Regions from separate parts of the Homo sapiens genome. Here region 1 is linked to region 2. The links are chromatin loops, found by intact Hi-C in ENCODE. Cell type or tissue: heart left ventricle. All regions are shown on one strand. Links, peaks and the distances in the headings refer to the core of each region. The heading gives the core; the rest is flanking DNA.

Evidence for each region. A loop is a pair of places that touch in the nucleus more often than their neighbours do. Peaks named below come from ENCODE experiments on the same cell type or tissue, not always from the same donor. Only the 100,000 strongest peaks of a DNase experiment are listed, where the experiment ranks them.
Region 1: it touches region 2 in a loop (2.7-fold over the local background); 2 of 110 quality-filtered maps call a loop at or near these places.

The regions. Positions count from the first base shown.
Region 1 is chr3:29,169,832-29,179,196 of GRCh38, forward strand. No RefSeq gene overlaps it. Among named protein-coding and RNA genes, the nearest start is that of RBMS3-AS3, 110 kb to the right of the region's middle. In heart left ventricle, for the core only: no CTCF peak of the experiment used is centred there; no DNase peak of the experiment used is centred there; H3K27ac peaks cover 400 bases.
Region 2 is chr3:29,509,585-29,518,949 of GRCh38, forward strand. All of the region lies in intron 3 of RBMS3 (RNA binding motif single stranded interacting protein 3), which reads left to right. Among named protein-coding and RNA genes, the nearest start is that of RBMS3-AS2, 130 kb to the right of the region's middle. RefSeq lists an enhancer at 5,702-6,319. In heart left ventricle, for the core only: no CTCF peak of the experiment used is centred there; no DNase peak of the experiment used is centred there; H3K4me3 peaks cover 1,048 bases; H3K27ac peaks cover 1,483 bases.

The sequences.
Region 1 (9,365 bases), core at 605-8,604, 340 kb before region 2:
GAATCGTTTTCAATGTATCGTCATTTTTATAGGCTAATTTCATTTTGGGGAATCAGCCCATTTCAGTCGCAGTTACTCTGGGGCTGTGGGACTGTCCTCCAGGGATGTTCTGTATGACTTTATCTTCCACACACTCACGCAGGAGCACTAGTGTGCTTGGGTTCATTGAATGTGCACTGAGCCAGAAATGAGCTGTAGAGTAACTTTTAGGAGGGAAAAGGAAAATGAGTATTAGAATCAATTACTCAAATGTAAAGAAATTAGCCTATGCTACTTTTTTTTTCATTTAGAAAGAGAGGAAGGAAGGAACAAAGAAAGAAATGGAGGATGGAAGAGAGTGATGGAAGGAAGGAGGGAGGGAGGAAAATTGAGAGAGAGGAAGGGGGGGAAGGGAAGGAAGTAGAAAAGGAGAGGAGACAAGGCTTTCACAAATTTCTGTCCGTAAACAAGGTTATATGTTTATATTGTTTTAAGAATAAAAAATAATAGTAGCTTTTAAATTCAATAATAGTTATTAACATCATGTAATGAGTACAAGAAACTCTATTATATGCTTTATTAACTTATTTAATCCCAATGACAATCTTAGAAGGTGGGTTCTATTATTAGTCCAATTCTACAGATAAAGAAAGGGAGGCACAGGAAGGGTACAGGAGTTTATCAAAATTAGAGAGCTGGGGGTAAGCAGCATTATGCTGATCACAGCAGTCAGCCCCCAGAACCTGCGCTCTGAACAACTTTTCTCTACTGTTCTCTTTTTCAACATGCTTTTATGGAATATTATCTATGTACCAGATACTTTCACATACCTCATTTTATTTTAACTTCCACAGTAACCCAATGAGCCAGGGATTTTCAGATGAGGGGAGGGTGCAGAGTTTTGGAGTGACTTACTCAGGATCATTAAGTAGAAATGGGCATGGTTAAAATTCGTGTCTAGGCTTTAAGTCTAACACCTACCTATCCTTTCCCAGCTAAAGCAACTGGCAGAATTTGAAATTGCCTCTCCATTCACATTCATGCCAGAAACCCTTGTTCTAATCTCTGAAGAACTCTGAGTCGTTGTAATAATTAGTATTTAATAGTAGACAGAGCTTCTTCTTATTGTGTCCTAATAGAGGTTTCCTAGTCACTGAGTGGCAATTCCCAATTTTTAGGAGACAGTATATGAGGAGTCAAAGCAGATCAGGAGATTCCCTGGTCCTAGCAGATGTAAGTAGGAGGGGTCACCTGGTATAACCTTGCTGGTCTAGGGACAGTCTTCAGTGGGAGCTCTGGAAGCACAGCATGGCTGGCAAGAGCCCTAAAACATGTCTTCTAGAGCACAAAAAATGTTCTATCACATTCCACCCTTTGAAGTTTTGAAGCTTGACAATAACAATAAAATTAAGTGCCAGAAAGCACCATGTTTTATGATTATTTGATAAAAAGGGCCTCTGATAAGCAAAGCTCACTCAGATACTTTATGTTTACAAGTCATAAAACAAGTGATGTTGGAAAAATAAAGACAATCCCCATGTCAAGGGAGTAACAATAACAATAACAAAAAAGCCTGACTTTCCTCAGAGAAGCAAATCTACGGAGACCAAGCTAGAGACTCATCTTTGAGGAATGTTACAAAAGATAATGTCAAAGAAGAGAAGATATATTTTCTCTTCCTCCGGGGTGACAGGGTATGAGAAGAACTTAAAAGTTTCTACCCATTTCCTTGTGCAGCCTCCTTCCTTTTGAATGCCATGATTTAGATCCCTTTATAAGGATTTATTTGAAAGAAGCTTCTTATACCATAAGGGCAGTTTGTCTCTCTCTTTTTTAGGCCTTTGTAAATGAACAAAGTAACCACTTGTCCCACACAGGGTGCAAAGAGAGGTTTGGTATGGGTTTTACTGTCCATTCAGGCTCTGTATTCAGCAAGTTGTAAGTGAAATCTTTAGAAACCACATAGTGGGAATCCTTTGCTTGGGGCACGGGGTGGGGAGGTAACTTTGAAAAACCTATTGAAACTCTGAGAGCTGTTGGGTAGAAACTGTTCTTTTTAGACTTCCTCACAGGCAGTACGGGAAATAAACACACACAGGAAGTCGTTTAGCCTCTCCGTGAACTTTATGTTGACATTTGCTTACCAAAAAGTCCATTGTGGGTACTTAAAAAAAAATGCATGCACATGTGTGTGTATCAGTACACACACACACACAACACACAACACACACATATACACACACGTATGTAAACATTTTTTAATTCTCCCAAATCATGATGTTCATAATGAATACTGCTAAAATAAAACCAACAATGGGGAAAAAAAAACACAAAAAATATAGGTGTAGAAACCTATAACACTATGTTTTTGGAGTAGAAGCTACATATACATGATATATTTCTAAACAAATATTTAAGAATCTGCTGCATGGCCTTTCTCACATATTCTTTGCAGTGTTTTATAATAACTTCTTGACTTACAATGTCATTATTTATGTATAATGTTTGGTTCAGGCTTTTTATCTTTACTTATGTGATTATGGCTTTAGAACTGAAACGACGTTAAAATCTTCAATGGAGGGTCACTGAATCCTTAATGTGAAGTGGAAATGCTGATTTGAAAGCCAAAGATGAAGGACAATAAATGCATTTTACAGTGGAAAATGAAAAGACATAAACAAAAGGGAAGATTACCAGTGTCTAAAAAGTAACCACTGGCGGGGCGCGGTGCACTTTGGGAGGCCGAGGTGGGCGGATCACCAGGTCAGGAGATCGAGACCATCCTGGTTAACACGGTGAAACCCTGTCTCTACTAAAAGTACAAAAAATTAGCCGGGCGTGGTGGCAGGCACCTGTAGTCCCAGCTACTTGGGAGGCTGAGGCAGGAGAATGGCATGAACCTGGGAGGCAGAGCTTGCATTGAGTCGAGATAGCGCCGCTGGACTCCAGCCTGGGCAGCAGAGCAAGACTCCATCTCAAAAAAAAAAAAAAAAAAAGTAACCATTTGGTTGTTAGGAATATAAATTATTCAAGCTAGCGAAGACAAAGCGGGAGTCACTGGAATGATACACAGGATTCCTATGAAACATGTGACACATCTTATCAGAACCAGAAAGTCCTTGGTTTCTCTCTCTGAGCCACATGGTCCTTCAGCTCTGCTTCTTTCTGTGCATCTGCTCCTTCCATTTTGCCTAGTCAGTGGTCATTTAATTGCAATTTCTACTCAAGATCTTCTAGGCAGAAAAGAATAACTTAATATTTGGATAAAGGAATGCCTTATGGAGCTCAGAATCAGTAGTGGATCCAGGTATTGCAAGAAACTGGAGCCAAAAACTAAGAAGCCATCCAGAACTGAAACATTTCTTTCACTACCTTTGAATAAAATCTTCTCTTATCTCTATTATGGTCTATACTTTTTCTTTCTCCCTCTCCCCGTCTCAGACCCCTGCCTCTCTCACTCCTGCTCTCTGTTATCCCTTCCCAGACAGACTTTTTTTGTCTGTGGCTTCATTCACACAACTAAATCCCAGTTTTTCCTTGACATCACTTCTTAATTCGAATTCCCTATAGAGATTTATAATTCATCACATGATATTTCTGTATTTCCAGAAAAGACATCTGATTGGTTCAGTCTTGTTCAGGCCACTACCTGGTTCACTCAGACTCAAGTTGGGGAAGTCACCTGGAATAACCATGTTTGTATTAAAATGTGCTTCAGCGGGAGCTGTAAGAGGACTAGCTGGACTGCAAAGGCTGCAGAAACATGTCTGCTACAATAATTATTATAGGATACTCTGGTCTACTAGTATATGTAGTATACTCCAAATATTTTAATAGTACTTACCAGAAAGGGCATAAATTCTCCTTAAGACTAAAGCAATATTTTTAATTAGAATATACATAAAGTGGTTTCAGTGTAAATTTATTGGCTAGTTCTAGAATTATCTTGCAATTTCTTCTTGCTGAGGACCTTCACCAATAGTGACTTAGTGACTTTTTTTTTTTTTTTCTTGAGATGATGTTTCACTCTTGTCACCCAGGCTGGAGTGCAGTGGCCCGATCTCAGCTCACTGCAACCTCTAACTCCCAGGTTCAAGCGGTTCTCATGCCTCAGCCTCCTGAGTACCTGGGATTACAGGCATGTGTCCCCAAGCCTGGCTAATTTTTTGTATTTTTACTAGAGACAGGGTTTCACCATGTTGGCCAGGCTGGTCTCAAACTCCTGACCTCAGGTGATCTGCCCTCCTCGGCCTCCCAAAGTATTGGAATTACAGGTGTGAGCCACCATACCCGGCCCTGAGTAACTTTTAAAGGAGACAAATATGGCATCATCACTGATAGCTGAACCTGAGGTAACTTTAGTACATTATCACATGATATTCATATTAGCAACAGGAAAAGATGGTATTATTCTATAACAGCAAGCAGTTCCCATTCCTGCATCTTATAACAATCTTCTGCTCTTTTGGATCATTGACTTTCTCTACATATTTATATTACCATATACCTATAATGGTTTCTCTTTTAATCTCCCTTTCACAGTGGGATATGTGGTGCAGAAATACAGAAATGTTAAGGACATTTCTGAGCTTTATTCTTTCGACACAACAGATTGTTAATAAGATAATTAACCATAATTCTGTTTCCTTTGAACCTTTAATCCTTAGCTCTGTATCCTTACTAGTTGGTGTGTCCTTAAGCAAGTTGCCCGAACTCTGTACATTCCAATTTCTTCATCAGTAAAATGTGAATAATAACACCTACAACATTAGATTGTTCTGATGATTCAGAGAGACAATGCATGAAAGATCTGTAGAAGCAGGTGTTCAATTAATATTGATATTATGATTATAACCATTGCACTTATTATTCTTAGAGTAAGTATTCTTAGTATACTTATTCTAAGTAAGTATTATTCTTACTTAGTTGATAGTAGTAACTGATTCACATTGCCCCATCCTCATCCCTGGCTCATCTCTGGTTTCAGCTGCAACTATGATGGACAGTTCTACCTCACCTAGCACTTGACAGCATCCTGCCCGATTTTACTTGTGTACCTTTCCACTTTCTGCCCATGGGCTTTCTCTGATGCCAAGGGAGCTTGTTTTCTCATGCCCAGACACAGCTTGGAAGTACTGGCAGGATGATTCCCTTGAGGGCAACCCTTACCCAGTGGCAAAATCTCTAGCTCTCATCTTTCAGTAGACAATTCTAGGTGACATTTTGAACACTTCTCAGAGGCCTCAGCAGGATCCAGGGCCTTTACCTTTGTAAACCGAAAAGTATCTGAGACAGGCTTCAATTCAGAAGTGTATTTTTCCAAGGTTAAGGACATGCTCATGACACAGCCTCAGAAAGTCCTAATATGTACCCAAGATGGTCACACTACTGCTTGGTTTTATATATTTTAGGGACATATAAGACATCAATCAATACATATAAGATGTACATTGCTTCAGTCAGGAAAGGTGGAACAACTCGAAGTGGGTGGGTGGGGCTTCCAGGCCATAGGTGGATTCAAAGATTTTCTGATTGCCAATTGGTTGAGTTTACCTAAAAGCATAGAATCAATAGAAGGGAGTGTCTGGGTTTAAGATTAAACGTTATGGAGACCAAGGTTCTTATTATTCAGATGAAGCCCCAGGTAGCAAGCTTCTGAGAGAATAGATTGTAAATGATTTTATCAAACTTAAAAAGTTGCTACACTCTTAGTTAACTTATCTCCTGGATAAGAAAAGACCTCGAAAGGGAAGGGGATTCTCCACAGAATATAGATTTTTCCCACAAGAAATGGATTTGCAGGCCCATTTCAAAATATATCAAAGAAATATTAGGCATAATATGTTGGTGCAAAAGTAATTGGTTACTAATATTTGTTACAACCCAATATTAAATATACTTGGGGGTAAAATACTCAATTCCTTTCAGGGCCTGATATCTGTCATGTTAATATCTTATTGCTACAAAGGGTCTGCTTTGTCAGCCTTAAGGTCTCTGTTTCAATGTTAATGCTGGTCAGTTGTACCTGAATTCCAAAGGGAGGAGGGTACGATGAGGTACGTCTGACCCCATGTTCCCATCATGGCCTGAACTAGTGTTTCAGGTTAGTTTTGGAATGCCCTTGGCTGAGAGGAGGGGGTCCATTTAGTTGGTTGGAAGGTTTAGAATCATATTTTTGGATTATACCTTATAACATAGATCTCAATAACACACATTTATATTGATTCTTCATTTTCTCTCTGTTTCTTCCTTCCTGTTTGCTTTTTGGGATTACCTCCCCCCACCCCCAAAACAAACAAACAAACAAACCCAACCCAGTCTTTGTCTTAAAATCTGCTTTGGAAGAACCCAAGCTAAGCAGCATTATAGCAGAATATTTGAGAGCATGAATTCCAATCCAAGAAAGAAGTCTCTGCCTGGATTTGAATCCCAATTCAACAGTTTAGTAGTTATATGACCTTATCTTTTAAAGTTATTTTATTTCTTTCTTCCTCAGTTTCCTCACCTACAAAATGCAGATTATAATAATAACTACTTCTTAACATTGTTATGAGGACTAATTGAGTCACTACAGTATAAATATACTGAAATAGTATTTGATAGATAGTAGGTTGCATGTAAGTGTTAGCTGTTATTATTTCCCCCTAGCACTTATTAAATTGTGCCTATGAATCTTATAGTATTGGTTATTTTCTGCTTCCTCATTGCATTTTTTTTCCTTAGAGCACCTTCCTTCTGCCCCTCCCTTTCTTTCTTTTGTTTGCTAGTGCTGACTGAGTAGATAGAACAGCAGGTGTTCCCTGGAGCTCTGTAATTTCTGGAAGCATGTAAGAGGCCTCTTCTTTTGTGCTGTGCTCCATTTTTTCTTGCTCCAGCAGCCCTGACCCCTGATCTGTTGGCAGACACCGGATAATGCTGCCAGCTCTTGGTTATTCAGAGGCTCTTTATCCAGACTCTTTGCTCTTCTTTCTGGCTGCCTGCCTTTTGGCTGTTAGATGCTCCCTGGCATTGCTCTCAGAGGTCGTGCCAAGGAGGGGAAAGATAGTGGAACTCAGATTTTATGGAGTCTAGACAATTAGAATTTGGGGATCACTGGGCTTCAGTTTCAGAGCCATCTCTAACCTTTCTTATCATGGAAAATTCAGTGTCTTTTGCAATAGCAGTATATACTTTTTAATTGAAATATAAATAAGACATAATAAAATGCAAAGATCTCAAGTGTTCAATTTGATGAGGTCTGGTAAGTATATGCATTCCTAATGTGAGTACATAAAAAATAAGATAGCAAACATTTCTATCACTCTAGAATATTATCTTGTTCTCCTTGCTTGACTCCTCAACTGCCCAGCAACCACTTTCTGATTTCTATGACTGTGTATTTTCTCCTCATCTTGGACTTCATATAAATAAATAACACACATCTATTCTTCTGTTCCTGTCTTCTTTTATTTGGCATGATTTTAAGATTTATCCATGTCTGTGTATGTATCAAAAGTTTATTTTTGATATCTGAAGATTATTTTATTTTATAAATGTACTCCATTTTTAAAAATCCATTCTCTTGTTGATAGACAGTGGGCCATTTCCAGTTTGGGGCTGCTGTGAATAAAGCTGCTATTCATATTCTTATAAAATATTTTTGTGTATATATTTTTTTCTTTTGGGTAAATAACTAGGGGTATAATTGTTGGGTCATAGGTAGAAGCATGTTTAATTTTATTTTTATCTTTTTCTTTTTTAAATATTTTATTTTATTTTATTTTATTTGAGACCAAGTCTCGCTCTGTTGTCTAGGCTGGAGTGCAGTGGCGTGATCTTGGCTCACTGCAACCTCCGCCTCCCAGGTTCAAGTGATTCTCCTACCTCAGCCTCCTGAGTAGCTGGGATTACAGGCCTGCGCCACCACACCCGGCTAATTTTTTATTTTTAGTAGAGGTAGGGTTTCACCATGTTGGTGAGGCTGGTCTCGAACTCCTGACCTTGTGATCCACCTGCCTTGGCCTCCCAAAGTTCTGGGATTACAGGCATGAGCCACCACACCCGGCCTATTTATTTGTTTTAAGACGGAGTTTCTCTCTGTTGCCCAGGCTGGAGTGCAGTGGCACGATCTTGGCTACTGCAACCTCTGCCTCCCAGGTTCAAGCGATTCTCCTGCCTCAGCCTCCCGGATAGCTGGTATTATAGGTGCCCACCACTATGCCTGGCTAATTTTTTTGCATTTTTAGTAGAGACGGGGTTTCACCATGTTGGCCAGGCTGGTTTCAAACTCCTGACTTCAAGTGATCCACCCACCTTGGCCTCCTAATATGCTAGTATTACAGGTGTGAGCCACCATGCTCTGCCTGTTTAATTTTATAAAATGCTACCCAGGCCGGGCCCAGTGGCTCACGCCTATAATCCCAGCACTCTGGGAGGCTGAAGTGGGCGGATCACCTGAGGTCGGGAGTTCGAGACCAGCCTGACCAACATGGAGAAACCCTGTCTCTACTAAAAATAAAAATTAGCCGGGTGTGGTGGCACATGCCTGTAATCCCAGCTACTTTGGAGGCTGAGGGGGAGAATAACTTGAACCCAGGAGGTGGAGGTTGTGGTGAGCTGAGATCGCGCCATTGCACTCCAGCCTGGGCAACAAGAGCGACACTCCATCTCAAAACAAAACAAAAGAAAATGTAAGCCAACAGTTCTTCAAAGTAGCTGTATCATTTTACCCATCCATGAACAGTATTTGGGAAGTTTAGGTCTATAATAACTAACCAACATTTAGTGTTATCAGTCTTTCTGGTTTCAGCCATCCTTGTGGGTATGAACTGGTATATTATTGTAGCTCTATTTTGCATTTCCTGGATGACTAATGATTTTGAACATTGTTTACTGTATTTACTGGCCAATCCGTTATCTTCCTCTGTGTATTGCTTTTGCAAGTCTGTAATGGCAGTGTGGTCAGGCCAGTTTGACCATTGTTTTTGAGCCCTTGCTCTCAGTCACCCAGAATAAAAATGTGAGTGTCTGGAGTTCTATGATAGATGCAAAAAAGTTCATGGAATCATCTATTTAGTAGCAGATACTACCAATACTCTGCTTGTACCTTCTTGGCACTTACTTTTCTAGAGCATGTCAACAGTGTCCTGGGACACTCTACTTGAGAACTTCCTTTTGGCCTGTAGTGGAACAGACCAGAAGTGCCAAGAAATCAATGTTTCAAGGAACAGCCCTTAGCCAATACAAATAAGAACTGGAGGTTAGATAGTTTAGCTTCCTGACATGTTGAGTGGAATAACTCCACGGCATGTTCTACACTGTGTCCCAGAGTCCTCAGTGGAACTGAGCCTCAGTTCTCCACAGGAATAACTTATTCAGTGATGCAAACTTACTGGCTCACTCTTTAT
Region 2 (9,365 bases), core at 807-8,806:
ATGCTGCCTGTGTGCTCTTCCTTGACTTGCGAGACTCAGCTGATAAATTCCTCAAAGCTTTCCCTGTGCCTTCCACGCTAGCCCAAGCTGCCTTTGGTATCCTTCCTCTATATCCCTTAATACAAGTCTGTTCTCCCAAAAGTATACCCAGAATTTAGCAAGCTGTGTATAATCAGTGATTTTTCTTTATTCATGTTTCACTTAAACTATGGGCTTATCAAGAGTGAGAATTGTACACCTATTCAGAACAACAACAAAGGACTGTATCGTATTCATTTCTTGTTCACTCATGCTTAGCACATGCTTTGCACGTGAAGTAGTTGTCCAATGCATGTCTAAAAGAATAAAATGATGAATGGCTTAACCACATCTCAGATTCTCAATTCATGGTTATAGCACAAAAAAATGATCATGCATGTGATTTTGGCTGTGATTAGAAACTGGGATAAAATTGCAGCCATTTATCACAGAGATGGAATAAGCACAATTTCTTATTAAGTACCTGTGGACTCCATACTTTTGCAGATACACTGCTTCTTTAAACAATGCTTTAATCACAACATTTGGCTGCTTCAAACCTGTATGTGACTTGTTATTTCATTCTTTATCAAGTCTGAATTTCTCAGTATAGATTTAAAGAGCACTGATATCATAGATCAACCCATAGTGATTTTCACCTTGTTCTAATATGTATCTTTGACACCAAGAAGACCAGTCACTTTACTCTCCCAACGCGCTATACTTATACCACCATTCAGTCTTTACTCAGCTCATACTCCAGCTCATTATTCTTCTTCCATTCTAAACCTGACTTAGATTATTAGGCAAACTTAAATTCTACTTACTTTATAGAGGGTTCCCTGCCTAGGTTAGCTCTTGGTAAAGTCCCTTTTCTATTGCCTATGTCAAATAATGTACCATATGATACAGGTTGAGTATCCCTTTTCTGAAATGCTTGAGACCAGAAGTATTTCAGATTTCAGATTTTTTTTTCAAATCATGGAATATTTGCATTCTAATTGAGCATCTCAAATCCAAAAACTCAAAACCCAAAATGCTCCAATAAGCATTTTCTTGGAGCATGAATTTTGAGCATCATATAAGCAACTCAAAACATTTCAAATTTTAGAGCTTTTGGATTTCAGATTTTTGGATTAGGGATGCTCAATTTGTAATATTGTTGACTATTTGCAGCATTGCTTTAGTTATGTTAGCATTGTTTATTTTTTCCTATAAAGATATGAGCAGATGCTATGCATTTCTCTTGTTTAAAATTACAAGTTATTGTGTGCCCACTCTGTGCTAAAATCTATTCTGCATGTTTTACAAATATTTTATTATGAAAAGATTTGAGTTTCCTTTTGGTTAGTGATAAAGGAGAAAATCTTTCAACAGATGCCATGAGAACTGATTAAAATAAAAAGTTAATTTTGGCCGGGCGTGGTGGCTCACGCCTGTAATCCCAACACTTTGGGAGGCCAAGGTGGGTGGATCACTAGGTGAGGAGATCAAGACCTATTGGCTAACATGGTGAAACTCTGCCTCTACTAAAAATACAAAAAATTAGTGGGACATGGCGGCATGCACCTGTAATCCCAGCTACTTGGGAGGCTGAGGCGGGAGAATCACTTGAACCCAGGAGCAGAGGTTACAGTGAGCTGAGATCGCACCACTGCACTCCAGCCTGGGCGACGGAGAGAGACTTCATCTCAAATAAAATAAAATAAATAAAAAAGGTTATTTTAAACCAAATTTCTAAAAATAAGTGTGATTCTCAAATTTAACAGTGATCCTAATAAGGTATATGAACAGGCGATAGCATAAAACTAGTTCTGTGCGTGGGTGTTTTGTGTCACTTTAATATTCAGTATATAACATGTGGAGAACTAGTTTTACTTTTCCATGGTATTTGTTGGTGCCTCTGTGAGTCACGATGTTGGGTCTACTGATTCTAACTCATGTCAAAAGACCTCAACTTTATATTTAGCCCAACACTGCCAATGTCTGCTGTTGGAAATAAAGGGGAGCCAGGCAAAAGAGTTTGAATCAGCACAAATAATTAAAATTATGGACCCTACTCATAGGACCATCATACATAAAGAATAACACCCCTTTTGCCTTTATTTGGAGAATATTACTCAACCACTTCACCATTTATAAGAATAATAACAAAAATGGGATTTTCACATTATGACTTTAAAGTTGAAGGATCCAATTGTGTCTTGGGAAAAAAATGAAAGCATATGTATCACAAGACTAACTGAAAACAGAAATTTCATTTCTGTTCATATTCAGAGCCACTTTGTTAACACTGTGCTCCTGGGTTTGGAATTCCCTGGAGAGAAGAAGTTAGAAAGTAAAAGGCAAGCGTTCCCAGTAACATTTGGTTTAAATTTGCATGCAATTAAAATCTTATGTTATGGTACTAATATTTTTTCCCTTTTCTGGTTTCAGAAACACTAGGTGTTTCTGACACATTTAGTAAAAGCCTCCTTTTCCTTATCATTTCTGACTCTTTATTCAGATTTACTAAAAATAAGAGTCAAGAGAAAGAAAAAATGGGAAAGTCTGCACAATGAAAAGGTGGTCTTCCTTATTTTTCATCAGTTAGTCAGGATTATTTACCAAGCAGAGGACTGCTCTGTCATTTTTATACTAATTTAATTCTAAATAAATATATCAAAGATTTCTAAATGTTGGATTTAGGCATTTGAAAAAGGTTTTAAAAACAGTAATTTATCATTTAGCTGCAGCATGTGATAAGTGCAATGAACAAATTTTGATTCATCTGACATTAGTTAGAATTAAATTATTATCTAGAGATTATAAATGTTGCATTAATCCTTCTTTAATTTAATAATTAAGATTTATAAGTATTCACAAATATATCTGGAATAAGTAATTTAAAAAGTCTTAAAACTTTAAGATTTGATATCAGGATATAAACATAATTCTATTTATTTATATTTTCCATTTGATATTTGATCCATCCTACTTTATGACTTTCTTTTCATCAAGAAACTGACCCAAAGACTTGAGGATTACTACTAAGGACTTTTCAGGGAAAATAAAAACGAAATAACCCACACCAAACAAAAAGCGGCGGTGGTACAGCCATAATACTTCCTGTTCCTTGTAGATCAATCTGGGACAAAGGCTGTCTAATATTTCAAATTCTGTGGCATGTGAACAATACTGTGTGCACTGGGCTTCCAACCTTGGCATTTAGAATGCATATATATGAGCAGAGGAAAATTCCAACAATCTATCCTTTCTTTATAATCTTGCAGCAGTTCCAAAAGTCCTTAGCTGAAGGATATATTTGGAAAGCGCTGCTTGTCTGCTCTCACCACATTCAGGTAACCATTCCAGAGTTCTTAGGTTCCACTTGAGAGGTAACTTGCTATTACCATTTGTGCTATGTGTCATAAAAGGGCCCTATTATTTTCAGCAAGACCCCTCAGCAGCAGTTCCAAAGGAGCAGCTAGAGATTTGATTATATAGGTCTCTCTCCTGAACACATCCTTTCGCATTTGACATTTACACTGGTGGCGGATTTTTATGTAACTTGTTAGAGAGCAGTCTGAACCTTAGAAAGGTGTTAGTCTTCCTAGAACCCTCTGGCAAAGGAAAATCTTTTATTGGACTTAAATGTTTTGAGTTGAAAACTGTACTTGTTTGATTGGAAAACCTTTCAGGGAACAGATTTCGTTATTTTTCTAAGCTAGGCTGCAGGAATTGAGCCGAAGATATCACTAACCAAAGACCTGAGAACCAAAGGAAATGACTCCAGTGTTTAAAATCCTTTTATTTCCTCTGTGAACGATATCTCTGCAACTGAGATGAACCATTCCAACTGGCCCCCACCCAGACTTTATGGGAACTGAGATTAGGAAGTTGTATGGTCACAATAGTCACTGTACAAATTGCTTTCAGTTTAAAAACCTCAAAGTTCTTGACAAAGCCATAATTTCTTGCCACATTTTATTTTTTCACATGGGTGACTGATCTGTCATTCATTAATTACCCTGCCAGGATTCTTCAGTTCTTTTAGAATGATCTATATATATAATAATTTCATTTGGGAGGAGGACACAGAGTTTGTGAGAAGTATGCAGGGTGCCTGTAAAATTTGTCTTTGCGAGACACCACATATTTTGCCCATTTCTGTTGCCTTCTATTTGAAAAAAAATATTGTTGGGCCACAGTCAAGCTTATAAAAATGTGTTCTTTTCCTTTCCTAATTTCATTCTATACTTTCCTTCTTGCCTAGCTTTTCCATAGCTGAGATGAATAAAATGTTGGATGTGGTCTCAAAATTCAACACTCCTGACTTCCTTTGACACAATCATGCCCTGGGGAAATAGAATCATATTCATAACTCTCTAAAGCATTCTCTGCCCTTGCTTTCTCTACCCAGGCTGGAGAATCTTATTAATCTTTCTATTCCTTGTGCCTAACACAGTGCCTGGCATGTTTGAAGGCACTGATTTATATTTAAACGTGAAGTAGCCTAGAATAGGAAGCATATAATAGATTGGTAAAACATAGAGTATGTAAGGAAGGGATTATTACACACTTTAAAAAATCAGGGACTGTTGTCTGAATTAAACATTGTTAAGGATGTAGCAATGACACAATTCTCCATTCTTCTAAAATTTTTAGTACTTCCCTATATTCGTCTCTGGGGAATTTATGTGGCAGAATGCTCTCTCACCATGTTTGGCAACCTAAAGCTACTCAGACTTCCTTAGAGGTAGTCGCTCCTCTATCTCAAAAGCTTTCTTGACAAGAATGATTTGGGTTGGATGGGGATTGGTAGTAGTTTTCTCATTTAACATCTGCAACACATATTAAAATGAACTTTAGTAACCTGACATTTAGCACTGAATGGGATTTACACATACGAGTTGCTCAATCTAATGTGATTTGATCCAACATTTGTCAAACATGTACTTTTGGAAAAACACTGTGATTGACACTGAGGATAAGAAAAAGGAAGCGATTTATCCCCAAATGCTCAAGGGGAGGAGAGATAGGTGCATATATATATGTGTGATAGGCACATATATATATATATATATATATATATATATGATAGGCATACATATATATGATAGGCATATATATGTGTATATGATAAGCATATATATATGATAGGCATATATATATAAGCATATATACGATAGGCATATATATATATGATAGGCATATATATGTATATATGATAGGCATATATATAATAATATGAGGATAATAGCTAAAAATAATACCTAACTGTCAGTGAGTACTTTATGCATGTCAGATTTTCTTCTAATAACTCCAGATGTCTTATTTAATCCTACAGAGGCCCTTCGAGGTAGATGTCAACGTTACCAGCATTTCACAGATGAGGGTAATGAGCCACTATGTTCAAGATCAATCAGCTTCCAAAGTCACAGAGCCTGATAGAGTCCAGGAAGTTCCCAAATATATGCTCTTAAGTACTATGCAGTAGTGCTGTAAATAACATGCTCTTAGAAAGAATGAGGAAGTGGTCAAATCGACCTTAAGTTTGGAAAAGGCTTAGGTGAAAGCTGCAGGAGGAAGGTAGTATTTGAGCTTTGCTCTCCAAAATGAATGTAAGTTTATCTAGCAGGGATAGCAGGAAAAGATTTACCTGGAAAAGGAAAGAGCATGGAAATGGCAGAAAGTTGTTGAAGTGCATGACATTTTCTGATGTCTTCAAAGTGCAGTGCTTGCATAAGGAAACAGTAAGTGATATAATCTGAATGCAAGCTCGTCTTATGGTGAAGGGTCTTGCATCAAGGCTAGGGTAAAGAGCTTGTTATAAAGGCAATGGAAACCAAGGAGAGGTTTATAGGCAGAAGAAATAATATGGCCAGAGTAATATTTTGGAAAGTCGATTCTGGCAAAGAATTTGGAATGACAAAGAAGGAAGAAAGCTAGATGCAGGAAGACAGGCTGGAAGGATGTATCCTTTCTCTTGCATTCATGTGCTAATAATAGAAAGAATGACTAAACACTGACTTAAACTGTTTTTCACACCGCATAAGAAGGAGACTGAAGGTAAGCAATCCAGAGCAGTAGGGTGACTCCATCTAGACACTCAGCACTTGGTGTGTACCTTTCACTTCCTGCCTTTGCCTTGTGGTTGCAGAGAGCTAGTCCACTTTAGCATTACATTTGCAGTACATGCAGGAAGACCAGGAAGGCTAAAGGGCAAAAGACAAGTGCCAGCTGAGTGTGTCCTTGTTCAAAAGCTTTGTGCTTTTATAATTGGCCCCAAACTGTAACATGGTCGTGGGTTCTTAATACCCAAATGATGTTGGAAATAGTAGTTTTTATACCTAGGCACATGCCAAAACAGAATGCCGGTAGGGAAGAGAATTCCGTCAAAATTGATATTGGAATTGTTTATGTGAGAGTTGAAGAGGACATGGACCAGGGACTTTAAGGGTACAAAAGATAAAGTGGGGACAGGATTTAGGAATGAGAATCAGGAAGACATGGGGACCAATAAGATGAGGCAGGCTGGGAAGGGGATTGATCAAGGAAGATACTGTTGTTTCTGACTTTGGCAACTGCATCTGTGATGATCGTTTTAGCCGAGGTGTGGAGAATCAAGTAAGATCAGTTTTTACCAATAAAATAATACATGTGATTCAAGATATATTGAGTTTGATGTATTTCTAGGACATCCGATGAAAAATTTGGTAAGTTGATATAAACAGGCCTAGAGGTCAGGAGATGACGATCTGAGTGTCAGAATAATCTAAACCACAGAAGTTGATGAAATCACTAAGAAAACACATAGAGTGGCATAAAGCCTGAAGACTATGGAGAGGAAGTTTTTTTTTGTTTGTTTTTGTTTTTTGGTTTTGTTTTGTTTTTTGAGACAGAGTCTCACTCTGTTGCCCAGGCTGGAGTGCAGTGGTACAATGATGGCTTACTGTAGCCAAGACATCCCACTTTAGCCTCCTGAATAGCAGGGAACACAGGTGCATGCCACCATGCCTAAGAAGGTCTCACTGTGTTGCCCAGGCTTGTGTCTAATTCCTGGCCCCAAGCTATCCTACCACGTCAGCCTCCTAAAGTGTTGGGATTATAGGCATGAGCTACCACACCTGGCCAAGGAGAGGAACTTTTCAAGAGCAAGCTGAAAATATCAGAGAAAGGGGAGCAATATCACAAAAATTAGGAGTAATATTTTTAAAATGAAATGCTCAACAGTATCAAATACCTTAGAAGATTTAAGAATGAAAGGAGATGTTGAGTTAGCAATTAGGTTATCATTAGTGTTCAGTACATGTTGAAACAATAAATGCATTAAAACATGAACTTCTAGCCAGGTATGGTGGTGCAATCCTGTAATTCCAGCAATTTGGGAGGTTGAGGCAGGTGGATCACTTGAGCCCAAAAGTCCGAGAACAGCCTGGGCAACATAGTGAAACCGATCTCTACTAAAAATACCAAAAAATTATCTGGGTATGGTGGCACGTGTCTGTCGCCCAGCTACCCAGGAGGCTGAGATGGGAGGGTGACCTGAGCCCAGGAAGTCAAGGCTGCAGAGCGTTTTGGTTGCGTCACTGCACTCCAGCCTGGGCGACACAGCGAGACCATGTCTCTAAAAAAAGAAAAGAAAAACATGAAATTCTCATCTGTGTATGTGAGGTGATTTCATATATGTGTGTGTGTGTGTGTGTGTGTGTGTGTGTGTGTGTATATATATATATTTTTTTTTTGTTTTTTTTTTGAAACAGAGTCTCGCTCTGTTGCCCAGGCTGGAGTACAGTGGCGCAATCTTGGCTCACTGCAAGCTCCACCTCCCAGGTTTACGCCATTCTCCTGCCTTAGCCTTCCTAGTATTCAGGACTACAGGTGCCTGCCACCACGCCAGGCTAATTGTTTTGTATTTTTAGTAGAGACGGGATTTCACCTTGTTAGCCAGGATGGTTTCGATCTCCTGACCTCGTGATCCGCCTTCCTCGGCCTCCCGAAGTGCTGGGATTACAGGCGTGAGCCACCGCGCCCGGCCCTACATGATCTCATATTCTTGCAGAGACAGTTGTCTACTGCTACTGTCCACTATTTCTATTGGACAGTATGATTTTCTAGACCTAGGGGGAATACTGGGTTTTTGTTAGCTGTTTTATCTTACAGAAGATGTTTTCAATAAGTTAAGAGAAGAAATCATATAGAAGTCAAGGCAGATCAAAAACCTATTGAAAGACAAAAATTGTAGTTGTGGGAAAAAAATGTCAAGGAAATGGGTACATACTGTGAGTAAAGTTCTAAGTGAAGTCACTGAATTTTCTATTTTATTTCCTGTTCCTCAGAAATTCTTTATAACCTTTTTCTTCCCCCTAAATAATCATTCTTGTAGCTTTTGTAAAACTGTCTTATCTTAGGGTAGCTAAAAAGGCAAAAAGTAGGCCTGTTGTGCATAAGTAAGAGTAACTCACAATGCCTACATTTTTTAGATAATCCTTACCTCTTATCTCTTTCTGAGAGCAGGGCATTCATTCACATGCACATGGGTATATACTGAGTGACCATTAGGTGCCTGATACTGTACTAAGCACAGGTTATTGGGTGTAGCTAGCACCTGTATTACTGTCAAGAACTGCAACTGTTTGTGGTTAAATTTGGAGAAATACTAAACCAATATCCACCCTCCTTCTGTGGGCCTATACCCACTTAGAAATTAATGTCTTTTGGAAACTTATAGATAGAACAGTTGTTATTTTATGAGTTATCATGTCATGGCATTGGGTACAAAACTAATGCTTCTATTTCTTGTTTTAGTCAGTAAAGTAGCCAGCGCCATGTGTGGACATGTAAATAATAAAAATGCCTTAGGAAATATACAGAGATTTTATTGTTAATAAATGTGCATGGCTATCTCCTGATCTATTGTATAGTAAAAGAAGGTCATTATTAAAGGTGCATCCTTTAACAGAAAAGAATATGAAAACATTTATGTTTTCAGGATCAATTAGCAACTCTCTTTTCACCTTGGCAGGACATGTCTAAAGTTTAAGTAGCCATTTTCATCTCGTCAACACATTTCATACCACTTTCTTTATTCATTTTTTAAATTTGGTACAATATTCCAGCTCATTCACAGTTTGCAATTTGCTGAAGGCAGAGGTCTACTTATACACTGTATGTTAATATGTAGCAGAGATGACATTCTAATTTTGTGTCTCAACTAGCAAAGTATCCACTTCCCTTATAAAGAATTAATTATGATGTTCACTAAAAACAAAAGACAACTGTAGATGATAGGGCTACTTCTGTGAGCAAAGCTGTTGGGGGCCTGGAGTGAGAAGAGAAATGGGAAGCAAGTGATTGAAAGTGGA